Regions from separate parts of the Homo sapiens genome. Here region 2 is linked to region 1. Evidence: chromatin loops called from intact Hi-C (ENCODE). Cell type or tissue: uterus. All regions are shown on one strand. Links, peaks and the distances in the headings refer to the core of each region. The heading gives the core; the rest is flanking DNA. Region 1 overlaps KANSL1 (KAT8 regulatory NSL complex subunit 1). Region 2 overlaps KANSL1 (KAT8 regulatory NSL complex subunit 1).

The links. Peaks named below come from ENCODE experiments on the same cell type or tissue, not always from the same donor. Only the 100,000 strongest peaks of a DNase experiment are listed, where the experiment ranks them.
Region 2: it touches region 1 in a loop (2.4-fold over the local background); 3 of 110 quality-filtered maps call a loop at or near these places.

The regions. Positions count from the first base shown.
Region 1 is chr17:46,149,758-46,161,383 of GRCh38, forward strand. All of the region lies in intron 2 of KANSL1 (KAT8 regulatory NSL complex subunit 1), which reads right to left. It overlaps LOC107985027 (a long non-coding RNA gene), which reads right to left. Exons shown (of 2, transcript XR_001752923.1): 2 at 1,171-3,209. Among named protein-coding and RNA genes, the nearest start is that of KANSL1, 38 kb to the right of the region's middle. In uterus, for the core only: no CTCF peak of the experiment used is centred there; no DNase peak of the experiment used is centred there; H3K27ac peaks cover 1,138 bases.
Region 2 is chr17:46,078,783-46,090,408 of GRCh38, forward strand. It overlaps KANSL1 (KAT8 regulatory NSL complex subunit 1), which reads right to left. Exons shown (of 15, transcript NM_015443.4): 4 at 3,659-3,760. Among named protein-coding and RNA genes, the nearest start is that of STH, 85 kb to the left of the region's middle. In uterus, for the core only: no CTCF peak of the experiment used is centred there; no DNase peak of the experiment used is centred there.

The DNA.
Region 1 (11,626 bases), core at 1,395-9,394:
AGCACTTTGGGAGGCCATGGCGGGTGGATCACGAGGTCAGGAGATCGAGACCATCCTGGCTAGTAGTAGAGATGATGAAACCCCGTCTCTACTAAAAATACAAAAAAAAAAAAAATTAGCCGGGTGTGGTGGCGGGCGCCTGTAATCCCAGCTACTCGGGAGGCTGAGGCAGGAGAATGGTGTGAACCCAGGAGGTGGAGCTTGCAGTGAGCTGAGATCGCACCACTGCACCCCAGCCTGGGCAACAGTGCGAGACTCCATCTCAAAAATAAATAAATAAATAAAAAATAAAAGTCACTTTCCTTACCAAAAAAAAAAAAAAAATAGAACTTAACATTCCTTGGCCTGATACTCAAAGGCTTCCTCCATGAGTATAATCTTCATTAACCTTGGTCATTTCCTTTTTCTCATACTAGATTCCAAATTGTATTCCATGATTGTGGCTGCTTATACTGCTCTAATTCCAAACCTTTGCTCAATTTGTATACAGAATGTCCTTTCTTCTTTCCCTCTAAACACCTACATCTCCCTTGCTTCCCACACTACCACCTAGAACTAAAATCCATCTATCCTCTAAGAAGTCTCCTTCCCTTTACCCAGAAATTCTTCTTCAGCAGAACTTCTATGGCACTTAATCTGTATCTTTTCTGACAATGATTGCTTTGTATCTTTTACCACAGTGAATTATATCTTAGATCCCCTAAGCCTGTGGGCAGAATTTATTTACAAGTCATCTCTGTATTTCCCACAGCACTTTACAATCAAGAGATAAAAAAACAGGTATTATTGTTTCAAAGAAAATATTCCTACAACTAAATTCCTTTACATAACATAGCACTGTTAATAAGACCAAGACACACTTATTCTGTATTAAAATGTTACCTAAAAACTAATGACACTGGCTCAACAAATTAAGCCTTCAAAAATTAGTCTCCATCTTATTACCCAGAGGGCAGCATGGCAAAGTGGGAAAAGGAAAAAAGGACAAGATTGACATCCTGATTCTGCCATTGTTGTTAAATTTCTGCTTCCTTATCTTGTGAAACAGATGTTACCACTGCCTACCTGGGAAAACTAGGAATAACGACTACAGTAAATTATTATGCATTATGGCTTTTATAAACAGAAATTTAAGAACAGCTAAGTTAACTGCAAGATCCCTATTCTGTCAAAAAAAAAAAAAAAAAACACGAGTATCTTGTGTTCAGCATTATGAATATAAAGAATAAAGACATGAGCAGTCTCATAACATAGACAAGTTCAGTCTACTGTAGATCCTTTCACAGAGAAGTAATACAACATACTGAGTGCTAACCTTCCAGCTATTTCTAAAAAGATGGAAGTCCAAGGTTATTTCTAAATTATTTTAAGCATAAAGCTAAATATTTAAGAATGAGTTATAACTGAGTTTCTACCAAATTAAAACAACGATGCTTACAACAGCTTACAGGGCTCCTGATCTCACCTTCTACCACTCATTCTATACCTGGATCAGCATGCATGCTCCTGCCACCCCGGGCTTACTGATGAAAATCCAACAAACCGGGCTCAGTCCCATCTTAGGGCCTTTGCAAGTGTTCTCTACACCTTGAATGCTCTTCCTCAAGATCTTCACAGGTCTTGCTCACACACTTCATACAGATCTCATTCAAACTGTCACCTCCTCAGAGAGGCTTTCCCTGACCACCCTATTAATATAGACATCTCTCTCCCATAACCATCACTTTCAATCTCCTTAGGCTCTTTCCTTTTTATATCTCTTTATAGCACTTGTTAACTAGCCTTCGGTCATTATTTACTTATCTGTCTTCCCTAGTAGGATAAAACTCCCTGAAAACTGTAATATCTTATTGGCTGCTGTACTCCTTGTAACTAAAATCATGCCTGGAACACACTGAGTACTTGATACATATTAATTTTTAAATTGATGAATAACATTTGTGAGTGACGAGGAATATTCATCATTGCAACTTACATAATTTCTTAAACCAGCTGCTTACAATTAAATCTAGCATGTTGAGGCTACTCCTAGAACAGGGGTTCTTAATTTGGGGCTTTAGGGAATCATTAATACCCATGTTTCTGGAAGGAAAATCTACAGCTTTTCTTTAAATGGTCCCTAATCTGAAAAACATCCTAGACCAGTGATTTATGACTCTGGCTACATCATGGAATCTCCTGGTGAATTTTAAACATACAGATGCTTGGATCCCATCCCAGAGGGTGTATTTTTTCTCATCTGTGGTACAACCACAGGACTTCTAAAAAATTACCCAGGTGATTCTAGTGTATAGCAAAAGTTGAGAACCATGCAATTTGAACACAACAAATGTTAACTGGGTGAGAGTCCTCAAAGGTACTTACAGTGGGAAGAAAACAAAAATTGAAAACTATGAATTTTGAGGGAATTGGCATTGCTGGCAAACAGATCAATACACAAGTTCCTGAATAATTCTGTATCATAAAAACATTTTAAACAAAAACTAGTAGCTCTACCTCCACTTAAATACTAACCTGACATTGAGATTCTAGAGCTTACTCCCAGAACACAAATAACACCTTTCACTTAAAACAACGTATTTCAGACAAACATTCACTTCTTAATAACTTACTTATAAAAACCTAAAACTATCAAGAAAACAACAGAATACTTTTTGAAGACGAATCAGCTATATTACAACTATGAAGCTCTTTGTAGTTTTATTCCTAAAAATGCCTTTGAAGCAACACATTTCCACCAATTAATGTCCTCATTTAGCCTCAACTGTTACACAGGATGACAGGCCCTGAATTTAGGTGAAACTAATACTGACAATAGACACAAAGGGGGGGGGGGGATTTCAGAGATTTATTTAGATCATGTCAAAAGGGTTTGAAAAGAGCAGGTGTCAGACTGACACAGGTGGTAAATTGTTTTCTTTTTGAAGTCAAACAAGCAAACATTGAGTAATAAGCGAATTCACTGATACCAACCGAGGGTTTCATAAGTTACTGGTTTTTATACCTTCATCCAAGTAGCCCTTTTAAAAAAGGGATTAGCAAGATAGAGAGCAAAACAACAAAATGTTAAGTATTTGTAAAATAAATAAATCCAGATGCTTAAATCCACAGTGATAAATAATTTTAAATTATTCCTGGATACTTAGAATCACGATGAAACTCATTCCATCTATCCCTTTCTTTCTTTATTCTTGGCTGTATGGAGATACCTGCTGACACAGAAGCACCAGGTCATGAGCACATCTGACATAAAACATTACAAACTTAAAGCAGTATTTTTTAAAATCTAAAGGGCTTAGGGAAGACAGCCATGCTCCTAGCTATGAAGCCTCTGTGGCTTGACTTCCTGGTCATATCACAAGGATTTTTTTTTAAAGTATTATTCAGTTCCCTTGTTGAGTAAGTTAATTTACTAGGAAAGTGCAAACAAAGACATACATGCAGGTACGCAGCTCATCAACGCATTTTAGTTGTGGGGAAAGATCAGGCTTAGGAGACACGAATAATTATAAAACTATTAGAGCTGGAAGAGCCCTCTTTAAATTTCCCTTCTAGAAAGATGGGCACAAGGAAATCCTTAGCTTTCTATGTCGTTTTACTCGGTAAAATAGTACACTCTTATTAGTAACTTTATCTTTTATCAAAAGCCTGTGGAAATAAATGTTCTGGGATTAACTAGTAAATATATAAATAAAGCCACAGAAACATATTCCCAAAATGTGGGCTGGAAATGAAAACAGAACAGCATGGGATACAAAACCCCACTGGCTGTTTACAAAATGTTTCGTGTACATGACTTTTATGTAATAGGAACAGAACACTAGTATAGGAAATGAAGACTACATGGAAGGGCTGGCTACTTGGAGGTGACGGAGTTAAAGATTTCATGAACCATCAAAAGACCAGGTCATTTATACACTAGATTATCAAACCAGAAAAAGTCTGAGTCCCCTCATTCCATTACATTTGAAGAAATGAGAAGCACCAAAAAAATAAAGTATCAATACAAAGAAGAGAGAGAAACTAAGACAATCTGACCCTGAAGGAATCGCAATGTGGAGGGAAAACCCAGCCCTAGGAGTTAATTGTCTAAGTCAGGTAAGAAAAGAGTGAAAAAGTTGAACAGCACAACAGACTATTTCATGAACACCAGATGCCTCGATATGTAAGGGCTTTAAATAAAGAGAAAACACTCTCCTCATGAGCTGCTGCTTCAGTGCCTAGTTCTTCACTCAACTATACCCCCCTCTAAATCAGATGCAGCATTTTGAAATCGACCTCACTCCCTTAACCACACTTAATTTTTGGAGTAGAGGTTAATGAACACACCAGGATAAAACGATGTCTAGTTTGGCAGGAGTGGGAGTACAAAAGTAAGGGGAAAAAGACAAGAAAGAACAAAGCACTGGTTCGCACACCTCTCTCCACCCCAGTTAAGCTGTGGAAAGCTGACTGGCATATCCACATGCTTAAATTATACGTTACTGGCAATGAGGGAAGTGGGGAAATGCTAACATTCTGATTTGTCCCTTGACAAATGAGGGAGGATATTCCCCCCTCAGGGTTGCACTTTAAGAATTTCTACTTGCAATGCTCACTGCAGCCTCGACCTCCCAGGCTCAAGTGATCCTCCCATCTCAGCTTCCCGAGTAGCTGGGACTACAGGTGTGAACCACAACATCTAGCTCATTTCTTGTGGTTTATTGTACAGATGGGCGTCACCACGTTGCCCAGGCTGGTCTCGAACTCCTTGAGCTCAAGTGATCCCCCTGCCTCAGCATCCCAAAGCACTGGGATTACAGGCCTAAGCCACCGTGCCCGGGCTCTCACCACAATTATAAAAAGAGAGAGAATGAAGGGAAGGGTAGAATTTCCTCTTTAAAAGTGGTCTGACTCACCAAACCATCTTCACTGCAAAGCCTTAAACAGTACCAGAATACAGGAAAAGGATATTGTATGCTTTTCTTAGAGCTGGGACAAAGAAATGAGAGGGTGTGGTGGGGGGAAGGAGTAAACAATCAGAGCATAAGTAACCCATATTATACATGGTTTATATGATGCCATCTCCAGGTTTAATCTTTCCCTTTTATTATTTTATGATTATTTTAATGGAGATGGGGTCTTGCTATGTTGACCACACTGGCCTCAAAGTCCTGGCCTCCTAAAGTACTGGGATTACAAGGTATAAGCCACCACGAGCAGCCTAATCTCTCAATTTTAGTTTCCTTACCATAAAACAGACACAATGCTTACTATACAATTAAAATATGCTATAAAATAGTAAGTGAAATAACTATACTAAAAGGCATTCCTGGCATTCAGAAAAGTTGATGGTAGCATCCTTTCCCCCTCAAAGATAGGTACAGGAGGCCCTAATCCAATAGTTCTCAGCCAGGGATTTTTTTTTTTTTTTTTTTTTTTTTGAGATGGAGTCTTGCTCTATTGCCCAGGCTGTAGTGTTGCCATCTCGGCTCACAGCAACCTCCACCTCCCGGGTTCAAGCGATTCTCCTGCCTCAACTTCCCAAGTAGCTGGGACTACAGGCGTGTGCGACCATGCCCAGCTAATTTTTCTATTTTTAGTAGAGACAGGATTTCGCCATGTTGGCCAGGCTGGTCTCGAACTCCCGGCCTCAAATGATTCGCCCACCTCGGCCTCCCAAAGTGCTGAGATTACAGGTGTGAACCGCTGCTCCCAGCCTTGGGGATTATTTTGACCTTACCCCAACCCCCAAAAGGGCACATATAATAAAGTCTGGAAAAATTTTGTTGTCTCAACTAGGGTGAGGGAAGGTCCTACTGGCATTTAGGGGGTAGAGGCCAGAGACGCCATCAGGCATTCTTACAGTGCACAGAATAGCTTCCCATGACAAATAATTATTAGTCCCAAAAGGTTAATGGTGCCTCTGTTAAGAAAACCTGCCTAAAAAACATTCATTTTTGGAAAAACCACATAAACACAGAAGAGGAGCATAACACTCTAGTTCCTACAGTCTATTAAAAAAAAAAACTATTTAAAAGATATTACAGGCTAAGTGCAGTGGCTCACACCTATAATACCAACACTTTGGGAGGCTGACACAGGAGGATTACTTAAGCCCAGGAGTCTTCGGCTGTAGTAAGCTATGATCACGCCACTGCACCCCAACCTGGGTGATAGAGTGAAACCCTATCTCTCAAAAGAAAACATACTCTAAGAACAATCCTTTCTTGTGATAGCTATTACTCAAATGACAAAAGCTGGGGGAAATACCTTGTAAATATCAGAAAAAAACTTCTCCTCCTAAGTAGTTTAAAAATATGCAGATAGGCGGGCACAGTGGCTCACACTTGTAATCCCAACACTTTTGGGAGGCCAAGGTGGGCGGATCACCTGAGGTCAAAAGTTCAAGACCAGCCTGACCAACATGGTGAAACCCCATCTCTACTAGAAATACAAAATTAGCCGGGCATGGTAGTTCATGCCTGTAATCCCAGCCACTTGGAAGGCTGAGGCAAGAGAATCCCTTGAACCCAGGAGGCAGAGGTTGCAGTGAGCCGAGATGGCACCACTGTACTCCAGCCTGGGCGACAGACCGAGATTCTGTCTCAAAAAAACATTAACAAAGAATACTCCAGATCATCCAGAAAGTCAGTATCTGATAGTGTTTATATGGAGAACTCCTGCACTGGAATGTAAACTCCTAACCCTAGATCCATCTCTTCTCAGGTCTTCCTATCACCTCAGCCTACAGCAGTCAATCCTTCCCTCTAACCACTCCCTCCTCCTAAGATTTCAGCATTTAATGCCTGTACCATGTATCTAATACTTAGTACACAATGCCTAATTCTTGTTTTTTAATTTTTATTTAAAATACTAAAACGAAACAGAGACGGGGTCTCGCTATGATGCCTATTCTGGTCTAGAACTCCCGGGCTCAAGGGATCCTCCCAAGGAACTCGGCCCACAATGTCTAATTCTAATGCTTCCTCTTTTACTTGAAAGTGGAGGGGAAGGCTGGGAGCAGTGGCTCACACCTGAAATCCCAGCTACTCAGGAGGCTGAGGCAGGAGAATCGCTTGAACCAGGGAGGTGGAGGTTGCACTGAGCTGAGATCACACCACTGTACGCCAGCCTGGGTGACAGAGTGAGACTCTATCTCCAAAAAAAAAAAAAAAAATCAGTCACATAAATTACTCATTGAAGACAGGAACCAAGTTTTCAATTCTTCTTAAGTGTTTTCATCATTCCTGATCTAACCACCAGAGAAGTGTTTCCTTGCCCTTTGGTGGCAAGGTTAATCTTGGTGATAAATGATCCTGAAAGGCTAGTCTCCAAATAATTAGAACCTTGAAAATGTTTATATTTTTCTCTGCTCGGAAAATTCTGGAACCCCTTTTCTAGGACTGCCACAAGGACACTTCTGACTATCCTCAATGATGACACATTTTAGTTTCCATTCAGATTACCAATTATGGTAACTCCCCTGATCACTGTTTAAGTACTACTTATTAAAGGAACAAACATTAAGCTATTGCTCTTGGAAGGCCAGCCTGCTAGGAAACACCCAAGAGCAATTCTGTACCTTATCCTTCCCTAAATTAGTCAGCCAATCTTACCATTCAAGGATGAAATTAAAGGCATTTATCTCATCTAGTAATACCATCAGTAAACCATGGAAGCTTAAATAATCTAACATTGCTTTGGACATTATGGAAATGACAACCTCAGCACCTAATAAAATGTAAAACCAAATATATACATATCATGTCAATGTCTTGAATGTACAATTACCTTGAAAATTTCAAAGTCACCTCACATTTCTCAACTCTTGGACCTGAGACCTGCTTACTATCAAGTTATCATTGAGAACAAATTAAGAATTCTCAATTGAGAGGTCACCTGTTGCACTAAGCAAACCGCCTGCAAATACTAAATTAGCTTTTCTACTTACACTATCAAGTCAAATTACTTCTGGTAATGCTTGAGTGTATTTGCATGAGATCAATTTCATATACAGTTGGGCAGAAGCAAAATGAGTCTTAAGCAAGCTTCATTCTGTTTTCATCTTACAAAGAAAAGACTGGCCTGTCCTCCCAGCCTTTTGAATAAGGATCTTGAAAAATTCACTACGCACAGGGTGTGCCCAAAGAATACTTGCTGGAAAAATATGCTGGGAGAGTGCCAATTTAAAAAGAAAAACATTTTCGCCCAGTTGGAAATCTAGAGAAAGAATAGTTGTAGCAATTCAGCTAAAAACTCTCAAGACCTGAAGAAAATTTTAGAAAAACCCCAGATCTTTTTGTTATTGGAGTAAAATTCTATGAAAGGCAACTAAATGAATCAATGAAGTATTCAACTATGCTAATTTTATGCACCTAAAAAGCAGTAACTGAAATTCTGCCTTTGACATTTGACGGTGCAAAAAGCACTAAGTACCTTATTTGTTCTACATAAATGAACTTTATAATCTGCAATAGTTTTTAAATCAACTGTTTCTGGGAAATAATGAAAGCATTTTATTTTCCTTTTTAAAAAAGCAAGAATAACAAAACTTCTTTATTGTTTTGCTTTTTGGGAGGAGGGGTTGGGGGAATTGGGATAAATTTTTGTTTTCCATTAGAGACTTTTTTTTTTTTTTTTGAGACAGTCTCGCTCAGTCGCCCAGCTGGAGTGCGGTGGCACGATCGATCTCGGCTCACTGCAACATCTGCCTCCCAGGTTCAAGTGATTCTTGCACCTCAGCCTTCCAAGTAGCTGGGATTACGGGCATGTGTCACCATGCCCAGCCAATTTTTGTATTTTTTGTTTTGTTTGTTTTTGAGACTGAGTCTCGCTCTATCGCCCAGGCTGGAGTGCAGTGGAGCAATCTCAGCTCACTGTAACCTCCACCACCTGGGTTCAAGTGATTCTCCTGCCTCAGCGTCCCGAGTAGCTGGGATTACAGGTGCCCGCCACCACACCCGGTTCATTTTTGTATTTTTAGTAGAGACGAGGTTTCACCATGTTGGCAAGGCTGGTCTCAAACTCCTGACCTCAAGCGATCTGCCTGCCTTGGCCTCACAAAGTGCTGGGATTACAGGCATAAGCCACCACACCCGGCCAAGAGACTTATTTCTGAAGCATAACACTCCAGCAATAGCTTGATTAAGCTAAAAAGATACCCATCTGTTACAGGCCTTTGTCTTCAGTCTCTCACTACAACACCCACCCCTTTCCAGGTCCACTCAGAACCTTACGCTCAGATTTTTTTTTCACTGCAATAAGTGAACACAACAAAAAATTACAGTTACTACAGGGACACACTGGTCCCAGGTTGCCTCATGAGAAAAGCAGGTGAGTAGGCCTGCTGGAGCTTTGCACTAACTCTATGGACCCTGTGGAAACTGCATGCAATGCAGGCTACATGGAGGGTCACCGGGCTGCTCACTATACCTCAGCAAAGCAAAAGGCCTGCCTATGCCTATGACAACAGCCTTTCCCATCACAGCCTGGTCCCACCACAAAACAACAAGCAATATTCTTCCAAAAAGTACAGTCCTAATTTTAAAAGTGAGGAACTCGAGCCTAGGTAGACAAAATGTAACAATTCTTAACAGTTGTCCAGAATTCTTTCTACTCTCTTACTCCCCTTTTAGTACTAATACCACAAATGCTAAGAAAAATAACCTCTAGTTCATCCTTCAAGTTTTCTGGTACTTGCCAAATCAATAAAAATAACATGTGAAATGTTAATCACAAACCACCTACTCAGACACTGAAATGACACAAATACAGACTAAGTAGATGAAAACCAATCAGGATAGTCCTCAACTATTCTTTCAATATCCTTTCAAGTTCTATGGTAACTAGATTTACCAGCAAGAGTTTTCTTGAGGAAAATACTAAACACAAAGCACATGCTTACAATTCACCTGTAAGCACAAGTTAAGAATAATGGAGAAAGAACATAAAATACCTTCATAACTCAAAAGAGCTCCTTTTCCAGCAACTGGGGAAATAGTTGTTTGGGGCTTTTCCACATAAGATATAAATCATCCCTTTCGAATGTCAAAAATGTTTAATTTAGCCATTTGATGGGGAAAAACCTTTAATAGTTCACTTCTCTAGAGTGTTTATTACAGTAAAGGAAAACTATTTAAACTTCCCACCATCCCTCCTGGTCAATGCTGGTGTCCACCCACGTACTGTGTGGTCAGAGAGCTGTCTAAAGGAGTTACAGCAAACAGCAAAGCTATGTGCCTTCAGGTTGCTCCATTTCTCAAAATAGAATCTTTTTTCTGCCCTCTCTCTATCAGTTCCAGGAGTTATCTTCTATTCAGAAGATAGAACATGTATGACCACAAGCAAATTATTTAACATATCTATAGTCTTGGGTCTCAACTGTAAAACAGGGTATCATCATCATATGGAAGATTTAAAGACAACAAACCTAAACCACCTAACATACAGAAAGGTGTGATCAATAAATACTAATTCCTTTCTTTTCTTCCTTTTTTAAAAAAAATAACTTCAACCACTTCCTAGATGTTAGTCTGCCCTAGCAAAATGTCCCTCCTCTACCCATCCAACTTTTTTTAAGACAAGGTCTCACTCTGCTGCTCACGCTGGAGTGCGGTGGTGCAATCTCGACTCACTGCAACCTCTACCTCCCAGGCTCAAAGCAATCCTCCTACCTCAGCCTCCCGTGTAAGCTGGGACTATAGGCGCATGCCACCACGCCTGGCTACTTTTTTTTGTAGAGAAGGGGTTTCGCCATGTTACCCAGGCTGCTCTAGAACTCCTGGGCTCAAGAGATCTGCCCGCCTTGGCCTCCCCAAGTGCTGGAATTACAGGAGAGAGGCATCACGCCCATATAACCCATCCAACTTCTACTCCACAAAAGAAAATGAGTAATTTTCTTTTACTCATATTGTAGGCTTAAGGATGTATCTGGTTAAGATACATATGGCCATTATACCTTTCCTCAAAAAATACGTATTACCAAATTAATGTATAATAGTCTTCTGAATATAAACATAAATGCCATTATTTTACATGATGGTTGGTAGACCTCTTTTCATCAACCAAATCTAATGAACAATTTGATTCTGTTTACACTAAAAAAGCTAGTGCTTATGCCCAGGAGATAGGTAAAGAGCCTAGATTATTATCTTGATCTCTTATTAGCTGTTTGACATTAAGTTACTTAAACTTTCCATTCTGCAGTTTGAGTCTGTAAAATTAAAATTATCTATCTCATTGTACTGTTGGAGGATTACATAAATTAATTTGTAAAAAGCTCTTTATAACTAAAGAGCTAAAAACAATTCAACAAATGTGGGCTATTATTTCTCTACCAGAATGTCTCAACTCTGTTGTCTGCTTAGGCAAAGTTGGTTAAAAACGTTGTTCCCAGCAGGGCACAGTGGCTCACACCTGTAATCCCAGCACTTTGGGAGGCCGAGGTGGGCTGATCACGAGGTCAGCAGATCGAGACCATCCTGGCTAACATGATGAAACCCCACCTCTACTAAAAAAAAAAAAAAAAAAAAAAAAAAATACAAAAAATTAGCCGGGTGTGGTGGCAGACGCCTGCAGTCCCAGCTACTTGGGAGGCTGAGGCAGGAGAATGGCGTGAACCTGGAAGTTGGAGCTTGCAGTGAGC
Region 2 (11,626 bases), core at 1,793-9,792, 71 kb before region 1:
AGAAGGTGGGGAAGATAAGAGGCATGTTTCAATACACTAGAGAACAACTCTCAACCGCTTTTTACATGCTCTCTTTCCAAGGGCACACCCTCTTTGTTCAAAAGGAGTCTTAAATTTCACAGAAGCATTTATCTGTACACACGACTTATCGGCAGCTACCAAGCTAGAGGCCCGTTAAGTTTTCTCTCCCTCAGCTAGCCTTACACCTTTAAAACTGCCTTTGAGTCAGAAGTCAGAATGAAGAGGTTAAAATAAAAAAAGAGGCATTTTTCTAGGCATTCCTCCTTAGGTCTTCCCTTTCTCTAACCCACTACTCTGTGGTATAAAAACAGTACCCACTTCCCTAACCCAGAAAATATTCCTTGATTTGCTCCATGACTCAAAAAAGGTTCACCCATGAATTCAGTCTCCAGTTCTTTTGCTCATAGGTTGGGTCCTTTTAGAACAACTTAGTTCAATAATATCTGTACTGTATTCAAGACCCAAGCAGATATATACTGGTTCTGTCAATAAACAATCATCCTGTTTGGAAATAAAGCAAAAAGACTATGTATCCTTGCAGTGTACCACTGGGACATTACCTAACAAGCCCACCCAGGAAACATCTGACTCTCCATAAATTATTTAACTTTGTTTTACCTACTATCTATAATTGATTAGGGCCCAGAAGTCTTACTGGATGTTTATTTTAGAACGCTGACAAGTTAAAGTTGGTTTGCATCTTGTTGAAAACAATGTCCAAAGTTACAGCTTTATTGTTCTATAGGATATTAATAACTTTTGTATGCTACTGAGTAATCATATTCCTGCATTCTTCCTTTTTATCTGGTATTAAAATACTGTTAACAGTTTGGCCACCATCATGATTCCCTTGTTATTCAGTAAATCACTATATATTTAGGAATTATGTCTAGGCTGGTGCAGTGGTTCACACCTGTAATCCCAGCAGTTTTGGAGGCCAAGGCCAGCGGATTGCTTGTGCTGAGGAGTTTGAGACCAGCCTGGGCAACTTGGTAAAACCCCATCTCTACAAACAATACAAAAATTAGCCAGACATGGTGGCACATGCCTGTAGTCCCAGCTACTTGGGAAGCTGAGGTGGGAGGATCACTTGAACCTGAGAGGTAGAGGCTGCAGTGAGCCAAGGTCGCACCACTGCACTCCAGCCTGGGTGACAGAATAAGACCCTGTCTAAAAAGATGGAAAGAAAGAGAGAAAAAGAAGAGAGAGGGGAGAGAGAGACAGAGAGAGAGAGAAAGAAAAAGAAAAGAATTATATCTAATGTTTTGAAACTATATTTTGACAATTCTAAAGACGCTGATTTTTTTGTTAATTCCAGCTGAGTTTCAGAAATGAGAATAAAAAAATTAAACATAACAGAAAATACCTCTGACATTATTATTTTTAAACTACAAGTCTTCAAATATATTTTTGGGTAATAAACAAGCACAGTCCAGGAGTTTGAGGCTGAAGTGAGCTATGATTGTGCGATTACACTCCAGCCTGGGTGACAGAGCAAGAGCCTGTCTTAAAAAAAAAAAAAAAAAAAAAAAAGGAATAAATACACCTACCTCCATTTGGGGAAAAAATTAACAAAATGGAAAACAGGCTGGTTACATGTGGGTATGAAAACCTACAGTTGCCCTCTGTCCCGGGCAACCTAATTTTTTTTTTTAAGCAAAACTGAGAAAAGTCACTTTCCTAAAATTTAAAACAAAACAAAACAAAAAAACCTGGGGAACAAACAAGCAAAGTTAAATACTGCCTTCTTATACAGAAAAACTTTGCCTGGCAATTGACATACGCACAGCTTTGCAAATATTTGGCATTTTAAAAATTTAAGTCAATAGCTTTTAAGAAACATATGCTCTGCGCCCATTCTACTAATAATAAACAATGGAAATGTATTGTCCCTGCTCCCCCCACCCCACCCCCCAACCCCTGTCTTCTCTTAATACTTTCTGAACGCTTTTCAGAAAGCATGGATATATTCATAAAGGGTAGATAATTCACGAAAACAGGGAAGGGGTAATCTCTCCTTGACAAAATAGTGACAGTGTATACTTAGTTGTTTTCATTATTTATTTTACTCAATCCAAAAAGCATTCTATTGCACAATGTTGAAACTAGTATGGCCAACACAAAGGGAAAGATGGTCTTGACCTTCAAGAATCTTACAATTTAATACACACACAGGAATCTTACAATTTAACACACAAGTAAATGAATGAAGGGTAGGGAAAGGACCAAGCTCCTAAAGAGTGTGTGTGTACAAGTGAATCTGTATAAACTGTCTCACAATCACTGTGGATTTTTTAAGACAATGAGGATTAGTAACACAATGGAGGACTGTTATGCCCTGTCCTTCAGAAGTGCTGAGGTAAGAGAAAACATGACTACAGGGAGATTACTCAAAAAAGTTTGGAATCCCTAAATTCTATATACAAATATATAAGTATCTACATAGAACTTACTCCCCTATCACATATGCCTCATGTTTCATGTTTCCTGTACCCATACCACCAATGTATCTATGTTTCCTTTCTCACTTAACAATTTTTACCCTGATTAGACCATTCACTAAAAGTTTCATTAATAACTTAAAAAAGATCTGTAAACAGCATGCAATGAACTTATATTATAGACTTAAATAGTGGCAAAACTTGGCATTCTGCTCTTTAATTTATTCAAAACTACTTTCCAGTTAAGAACTATCAATCTTCTAGTGTCTTCACATTTATCTCTAGCAACAGTGGCTGGCTTTCAAAATTAGGTGAGAGATCTTTCCAAGATCTAAACATCTCCAATATCTGCCTCAGAGAAAATTTAGTTTCCACCACATCATGCGTTCCTGCTAACAATGATTAAAATAAATAAAAGAACTATAAGGTTGGTTTATTTGCGGATACAAGAACAGCTTGCTTAACTCACCATTTAAAAAGCCATCACTTCACACTAGCTTTATTATCTGAAGCATAATCAAAATAATAAACTACGGTTGTGGGACTTTGGAATTTCTAATTAAGTTATGGAGACTTAAATCAAGAAATATGAATATTCATAAAACCCAGTAACCTTTTAGGCAAAGTAAAAAAGTGAAAAGAACAAGTGCTCTTGGAATTCAGAAAGAAAATTAACTATGGTATTGAGAGAAACCAGGAAAGAGAAGGAATCACAGTAGAGCTAGGATACAGAAGGAAACAGAAAATGACAGTTTAATGCTCATTATAGAATAACAGTGAATCACCCACAGAGACCATTTTCAGTGTTCTTGTGAATTTAACCTCTAGTCTAACCTTTTAATGAAAAGGCTATAATATATTAGAGTGGCCCAGAAAGGTGACCTTATGTCTCAGGTGTCAGAGCCACACCCAGGTCTCCTGATTCCCAATGATACTCCCTAAAGCCTTACTTGCTCTGGCTGTAGTGTTTTGAGAATTGGAGCTGCTTTTAATCCTATGGTCAGCTACACAGCTGCAGGATGGGCCCTAGATTCCCTATTCAGGAATTCAGATCTTAAAACACCAAAAGTGATAAAAGTAGATACAGTTCCCCTTCTTCAGCCAATGCAAGGATCCTAGTTACAGAGAAAAAACGGTGTGCCAAGACAACACCCTTAATTCTCACGCATTTCCCCCTTTCTATCTTTTATACTTACCAATTTATCAGTCCCATGATCTGTCTTCACCTCAGAACTAAGTGGAAGAAATAAGTCTGTTGTATGCTCTGGGGGAGGTACCTCCCCAAGAACTATCAACCCCTGCAGGATAGAGAGGAGAAAAATAGCATAAGTGAGCAGTATAAACTTCAAATTTAATTTAGGAGTTAAGTCTCAAAAGGACTGTTGGTGTACTAGAGGCCCCCTCTTCCTCACCCTATGGTTCAGAAACAAACTACAGCAGCAGCAGCTTTGTTTTCCCAAAGAGCTATTTCAACAAGCAGCAGACCCAGGCTCCCCTCTCTGCCACTTGACTGCTCTGACCTACATGGCTCATCAGCCATTTAGCATCTTTATTCATATCTTTCAGATATGAAATCTTTACCAGATTATGGCATTTATACCATATTACTAGACTCCACTAGATTAACAGCAGCAATGCAGTTTTTGTAGCCAACAAATGCAGTTTATGACTTACTAAGCTGAAAATGCTACTATTCTTAATCATGTACTCCACCAACTATACCTGCACAAACAAAACTGAATGAAACAAATGTGGAACAGTCCCCTACAATTTATGAGAAACCAAGAGCTTCTTAAAAGCTGGCCCAAAGGAACCTGCTTTTTTCATAAGCATAAATATTACTTCAGATTAAGTTCCTGCTTGACAATTTCAAATTCAGACCTTTGGAAATTCATTCCAGGAAACAATTTACATAAAAAGAAATTAAAAATGAACCCACAAGTCCTCCCCATTGTACATATAATGAGCCAGGATGGGTAAAGGCAGAAGGTATCTTATTATTAAAAAAACAAAATACTACATATGAATCCCACCATGTATACCAGAAGAGGTGACAAAAATAAGGCTATGACACTATATAACCGAAAGACTGGGATGCAAGTGATCAGGGTTCCCAATCTCTTTCTCTGGTCTAAAAAATAGAGATCTAACTAGATTAAGAAGCTCTTAATGGAAATTTATTATCAGAATCACCTGGGGAACCTTATCAAACTATACTGGCTTAGGTCCAACATCTACTCAGTACCTCTGGGGGTGGGGCCAGGTAGTCTACCTTTTTATGGGGGAAGGGAGGCAGGACATGGTGGGTACATGGAGGTGGGTGTCTCTCTCCTCCCCCACCCCGCCAACCCCACTATGTTACCGAGGCTGATCTCAAACTCCTGGGCTCCAGCAATCCTCCCACCTCAGCCTCTGGAGTAGCTGGGATGACAGGTGCCTACCACCATGCCCAGAGGTGGATATTCTACTATTCTTTAAAAGCTCCCCTGGTAAGTCCTAAACTTGTAAAGTTGAAAAACACTAGACTTGATTAGTTTGGGCTCAAAGAACATCCTAAAGTATAGATTTGGGGGACTAGGGATTGTGACTATTAGTCTTAGCTCTCTAGGCCATACGACAGACTCTTATGAGCCACTAAACCAGATGATCCATCCCTGGGGTCCTTGTAACTAAAAAACCAATATGAAATACAAGCTGCAGAAAAGGGGAAAACATTAAGAAAGAAAAATGGAATTTTATTTCAGTTTTTAAAAAAGAAGTATGTATCTCTTTTTCTCTTGAAGCAAAAGAAGCACTGCCTCCCTATTCTGGAATATGACTACACTTAGCCCGTATCAAAAATGAATTGGAGGGTCCCGGAATGGCGGCTCACACCTGTAATCCCAGCACTTTGGGAAGCTGAGGCGGGTGGATCACCTGAGGTCGTCAGGAGTTCAAGATCAGCCTGGCCAACATGGTGAAACCCCATCTTTACTAAAAATACAAAAATTGCCCAGGCGTCGTGGCACATGCCCATAGTCCCAGCTACTCGGAAGGCTGAAGAAGGAGAATCGCTTGAACTCAGGAGGCAGAGGTTGCAATGAGCCAAGATCACACCATTGCACACCAGCCTGGGCGACAGACCAAGGCTCTATCTCCAACAACAACAACAACAACAACAAAAATGAATTGGAGGCTGGGTGTGGTAGATCACACCTGTAATCCTAGCACTTGGGGAGGTTGAGGTTAGGAGTGCGAGACCAGCCTGGCCGACACAGTGAAACAACGTCTCCAGTAAAAATACAAAAAATAGCTGGGCGTGGTGGTGAGCCCCTGTAATCCCAGCTACTTGGGAGGCTGAGGCAGGAGAATCGCTTGAACCTGGGAGGTGTAGGTTGCAGTGAGCCAAGACTGTGCCATTGCACTCCAGTCTGGGCAACGAGAGCGAAACTCCACCTCAAAATTTTAAAAATTAAAAAAAAAAAAAAAAAAAAAAAAAAAGAATTGGAGTCTCCTCAGAAACAAGAGAAAGGCCATTAACTAGTAAGCAAGAAACATTAACCCTAGCCTTTAAAATGAGGTTTCTCTGGTTAAAGAACTTCTGCTTCAAAATATTTTCTTCCCTAAATCAAAAGCATAAGATATACCTTACAAACTTTATCACATCCAAATAAAAACTATTTGCAAAAGACAGTTATCTTGTACACCACTGCCTTCTCAAAACGTTGTATTCAACAGATATTCCCTACTTAAGGGCCCAAACTGTCTTCCTGCTTCCTGTACAAAGCATGCCAAAAATCATTTTATTATTCAAATTTTCCCATAACCGGTTCCTAAGAACTTTTTTAAAGATCAATTTCCAACTACTTTCCCCAAATATTTGTTAGTGTTATACCAATCTCATCATCTCCTAGACAAATGTTTCAATGAATGTGAAGCTGTTGCTGCTGCTGGAGGTAAGGGTTATTAGTCAGTAGAAGGTTAAAAAAAACTGAATTAAAGGTTAACACATGAGCTGTTCATCTTTATTTATACTCATTTTTATATTTTATCAGTCCAAATTGCCGTTCGTCCTTCCAAAGAGATTTTCAACAAGTCCCACCTCCTTCCAAGAAAATGTCCCGGGTTAATGAGTTCCTACTTGCTTTATCCACACTGCCAGACCTCCTAAAGCACGGTGATTGTATCTTACTTTCTGTGTATTTAAATCTCATTTCCAGAGCATTCATAATCTTATGCCACATTATTTATTTCACTTATTATTGCCTCAGTTTCTTGTTTGTTGAGACAGGGTCAAGCTCTGTCACCTGTGCTGGAGTGCAGTGGTGTGGTCACGAATCACTGTAACCTCCCCCTCCCGGGCTCAAGTGATCCTCCCACCTCAACCCCATAAATAGCTGGGATAACAGGTGCATGCCACCACATCCAGCTAATTTTTGTATTTTTTTGGTAGAGATGGGGTTTCACCAAGTTGCTCAGGCTGGTCTCGAACTCTTGGACTCAAGTAATGCACTTGCCTCAAACTCCCAAAGTGCTGGGATAACAGGTGCAAGCCACCACACCCAGCTAATTGTTCTATTTTTTGGTAGAGATGGACTTTCACCATGTTGCCAAGGCTCGTCTCAAACTCCTAGACTCAAGCAATCCACCTGCCTCGGCCTCTCAAAGTGCTGGGATTACATGTGCAAGCCGCTGCACCCAGCCTTTAATTGTTAACTAATGTTAGTTTATTGAAGATGTGGACAAAATACAAATATATTTAAATGACCCATGTCCCTTAGCAGAGTCATACACCAAGAAAATAAATGCATAGCAAATATTTGTTGAGTTGTATAATTTTTTTCCTAACAGGAAAATATTAACTTTATAATAATTATAGCCAGAAGATAAATAAATCTAACAATTAGATATAAAATTACTCCTTCAATTTTTCTTTTTCAGTTATATGAAAGTAAGGACGCAGTCAGTATTTTCCAAAGGGAAGAATTTTTCCTTAAACTACAGAATAATTTCTAAATACAACCCTCAGATAGATTATGAAGACATCTCCTAAGAGAGTATAATAAAACTTGGTAGGGACCATCTATTCATCGACATAATTTTATAGACCCACAGAGGATGTAGGTCAAAGCTTATGTCTCTACAGGCCAATACATGGCAGAACTGGGGCAAAAGTCTGCATCTAACTAATATTTCATTCCTCTTTTGTTCAGTTAATTAAATCATTTATCCGCTCATCAGCATTTGTTAGGTACTAAGGATACAAGAAAAAATGAGAGACCTATCCCTCTCCCCTAACCCATCCTTCAAAGTGCTTATTACGTTCTAATACTGCGGCAAAGAAAAACAATGTAAATAGGTAAATGTTATGTACTACATTAGAAGGTATTAAATGCTAGAGAGAACAAAATATAGGATAGTGAGGGGATTAAGAAGTGGAAATGGTGGGGTTGGTCGTGACGGCTCATGCCTGTAATTCCAGCACTTTGGGAAGCCAATGGAGGAGGACTGCTTGAGGCCAGGAGTTCAGGACCAGCCTGGGCGACGTGGCAAAACCCTGTCTCCACAAAAACAATAATAATAAAAATTAGCCTGGTGTAATATCACACCTGTAGTTCCAGATATTCAGGAGGATCACTTAAGCCCAGGAGAGAGAGAGAGATACAAGTGGGAGGGGGTACTACAGGCGCATACCACCACGCCTGGCTAGTTTTTTGTATTTTTAGTAGAGAAGGGGTTTCACCATGTTGCCAAGGCTGGTTGCAAACTCTTGGGGCCAAGAGATCTACCCGCCCTGGCCTCCCAAAGTGCCGGGTTGCAGGCATGAGCCACTGTGCCCCTGCTTGAATGTTTATTTGAAGACAGAATCAACCAGCTATGCCAATGTGCTTACAAGATAGGAGGGAAAAGAGTCAGAGACACTGCCAAGGTTTCTAGCTTCCACAACCAGAAGAATGGAACTCTTCTTCATTTGTTCAGAGGACATTTGAATACACATTAGTTTTAATTAAACCTATTTTTGAAAATATGTGCTCAAGTGTTACACTGAAGCAACCAACAATCATCCATACACTGTCCATTGCCCCCAAGATATGTAAGTTCACTATGGCATTCAAAACCAAACACTGGATCCTCTAATTTAATACTGTACCTCACACCAAAAAGGATGAAAACAGCTAAAAAGAGGCTGAGCAAATAAAAAGCATCCAAGTAGGTAAGAGTCATTCATGCAGGTAGCATCTATTGAGTGGCTACCACGTGCAAGGTAGTGTGAAAACACAGTAATAAAATAAAAACAGATTCTACCATAAGGAGCTTATGTTCATCTAGCCTTGAACAGACAAAGAGACAAAGTATTATGACAGTACTATAACAGAAGTTGAGAGAAGGTGATGTCAGAGCAGAAAAGAGCCTAACTGAAGAGACTGATGAAAGTGAGGCTTTACAGAGGAGGTCTACATAATTACTTAACATTCCCCAAAATATATTTAATATATTTTGAGCTATACTTATTCATTAACTATACACTTAATGACTTTGCCCTTTTCTGTATACAATGTTTCATATGCCACAATAACACTTATTTCGGATAAAGTTTACTCATGTTTAATAACCATGAAAAGAAAGGTTAGCATTAGCTGAGAAAACTTCATAATGTTCTACTCCACACCTGTCATGCTACCCCAACATGGGCTTCCCTAACATTCCAGGTTTAAACTGGGTCAGTGTTGAATAGCTGTGCCATTAGCCTGGTGGCAATAAACTTAGGGCTGCTGTACTATGAAATAGCAACCGGTAGAAGCCGAAGAAAAAGGTCAAGAGTCTCCTTTTCCTTCGCCATGTCCCGAGTCAGAGCCAGGATCATGCTTAGGCTGCACAGGCCTAGAAAACTCCAAGAGTGAAGCAAGCTTCTGCTTTACACAAGGACCAAAGGAACTGGAATGGGTCACAGTTACATGCAGCCTTAATACCTCCTAAGTGACTCCTCTGTGGATGAACCCTCTCTCAACTGTATTTGCAATACAGCTAACAGGCAATTTCACATACTTCCTTACATCACTCTATCAGGTCAATCTTCCCTATGCATCTCAAGACAAACCAGTGACCCCACTGCAGACCAGTTCCACAAGAATCACCCTGGGCTACCTGGAAAAGATAAGTTGTCTAAAGTGCTTTAAAAAACCCTATTAAGATGAGAACTTCAACAGCTTTATGAAAATTTTGAAGAGAAAGGTGTTATAAGCTTCTGCAGTTCCCATTCAACTCCTTCCCTATTCAAAAGTTTCAATGCTCTTCCACCTCCCATCCTCAATAACATTTCCATCCTCAGCTACAGCTGTGTAATCTCAAAGAGTAGTCAGAAGAGGAGATTTTAAAAAACAACGTAAGAGTCAAGCCAGTGCTTCTGGGAGGCCAAGGCAAGGAGGATCACTTGAGGTCAAGAGTTTGAGACCAGCCTGGACAACACAGCGAGACCCCATCCTTTAAAATAAAAAAAACCCTTTAACAATTAGCTAAGCATGGTGGGACTTGCCTATGGTCCCAGCTACTTGTACTTGCAAGGCTAAGGTAGGAGGATAGCTTGAGCCCAGGAGTTTCAGGTTACAAAGAACTATGATCTGGCCATTGCACCTCAGCCTGGGCAACAGAGCAAGACCCTGCCTCTTAAAAACTGCTTAGTCCCTATTCTTTCCCCTCATTTACCAGGTGTGAAATTTCAACAAACATGTTTCAGTGAAATGATGAAAAGGACACAACAGCAAAGTATGTTAGAAAAAAAATGCTTTGGAATCAGATAAAAAGTCCTGAGTTTAAATTTAGCTCTGCCTTTTACAAGCCTCTGAAGATTTATTCTGATCATTAAACGAACATACATGAGTAAACCTTTAATTAGTATACACTCAAGGTACGTATATTGTTTTCGTTTCTCCTTCTAAAGCATGGAAGAGTTTCTTTTTAAAAAACAAGCTGACAAACTATGAAAATTAAAAGAGTACAACAGCATGCAGAAGTAGTACAGAGGAGTTCCTAGAAGTTATATTCTTTCTCCAGAGAGCAATATTATTCCCAAAAGGGACTCTACTCACTTCACAGCTTGGAAGGTAATACCTACCTTCTGACAGAACAGAAACTGGTGTCTGGATCCTAGAATCACCTAGCAGTAGTCACAAATACTTTTTTTTTTTTTGGTAATACGCCACTTAAATAAAATTAATGTTAATAAGCAACAAAGTAAATCCTTAAAAAGAAAAGCCCCACCATCCCTCCAATCTCCCACCCGAAGACAAATTATAACTCAACAGCCTATCACCAAGATTCAGCCTATCACCTAGGTTCATCTCAAAAAAAAAAAAAAGACCTGTGCAACCCAGGAAGTGCTGGGAAATCTTGGTGCAGCATGGAAAATATGAACACCAACCCACTTAACCAAAACACATAGGAAAAACTTTCTTCCATTTCAGTAACTAAAAAAAAAACCCAAGCACTTAAAGTGATTACTAACTTGAGCAATAGCTCTGCACTCACTTGGATGTGTAACCATGAACAAACTACTTGACTGCTCTGATCTTCCATTGTTTATCTTGAAAATCGTGAATGAGAGTAAAATGCTTAGCACAGTGCCTGACATATCACAAGTGCTCAAAAACTTCTATTAATTATAGTGTTACATAAAGACTAAATGCATGTGAATATATCATTGGGGGAAAATTCCATGGCTTGTTAGAGCAAGTTGAATATTGTCTCTTCCAAATTTATGTTCACCCAGAACCTGTGAATATGACCTTGTTTAGAAAAAGGGTCTTTGCAGATGTAATCAAGTTATGAAGAGCCATTTAGTGTGGGCTCTAAATTCAATATGACTGGTGTCCTCCTGACATGGAAATCTACACAGATGCAAAGAGAAAGATGGTCATATGAAGATGGAGGCAGCAACTGCAGTGATGTAGCTACAGGCCAAGAACACCAAGGACTAGCACAATATCAGAAGCTGGAAAAAGACAAGGAAGGATTCTTCCCTAGAGCCTCCATAGAGACCATGGCCCTTTTGACACCATAATTTCAGACTTCTGGCCTCCAGAACGGTGAGAGAACACATTTCTGATTTTTTAAGCCATCCCATTTGTGATAGTTTGTTATGACAGTCTAGGAAACTAATCCATTTGTTGAAAAAGAAATGTATAAAT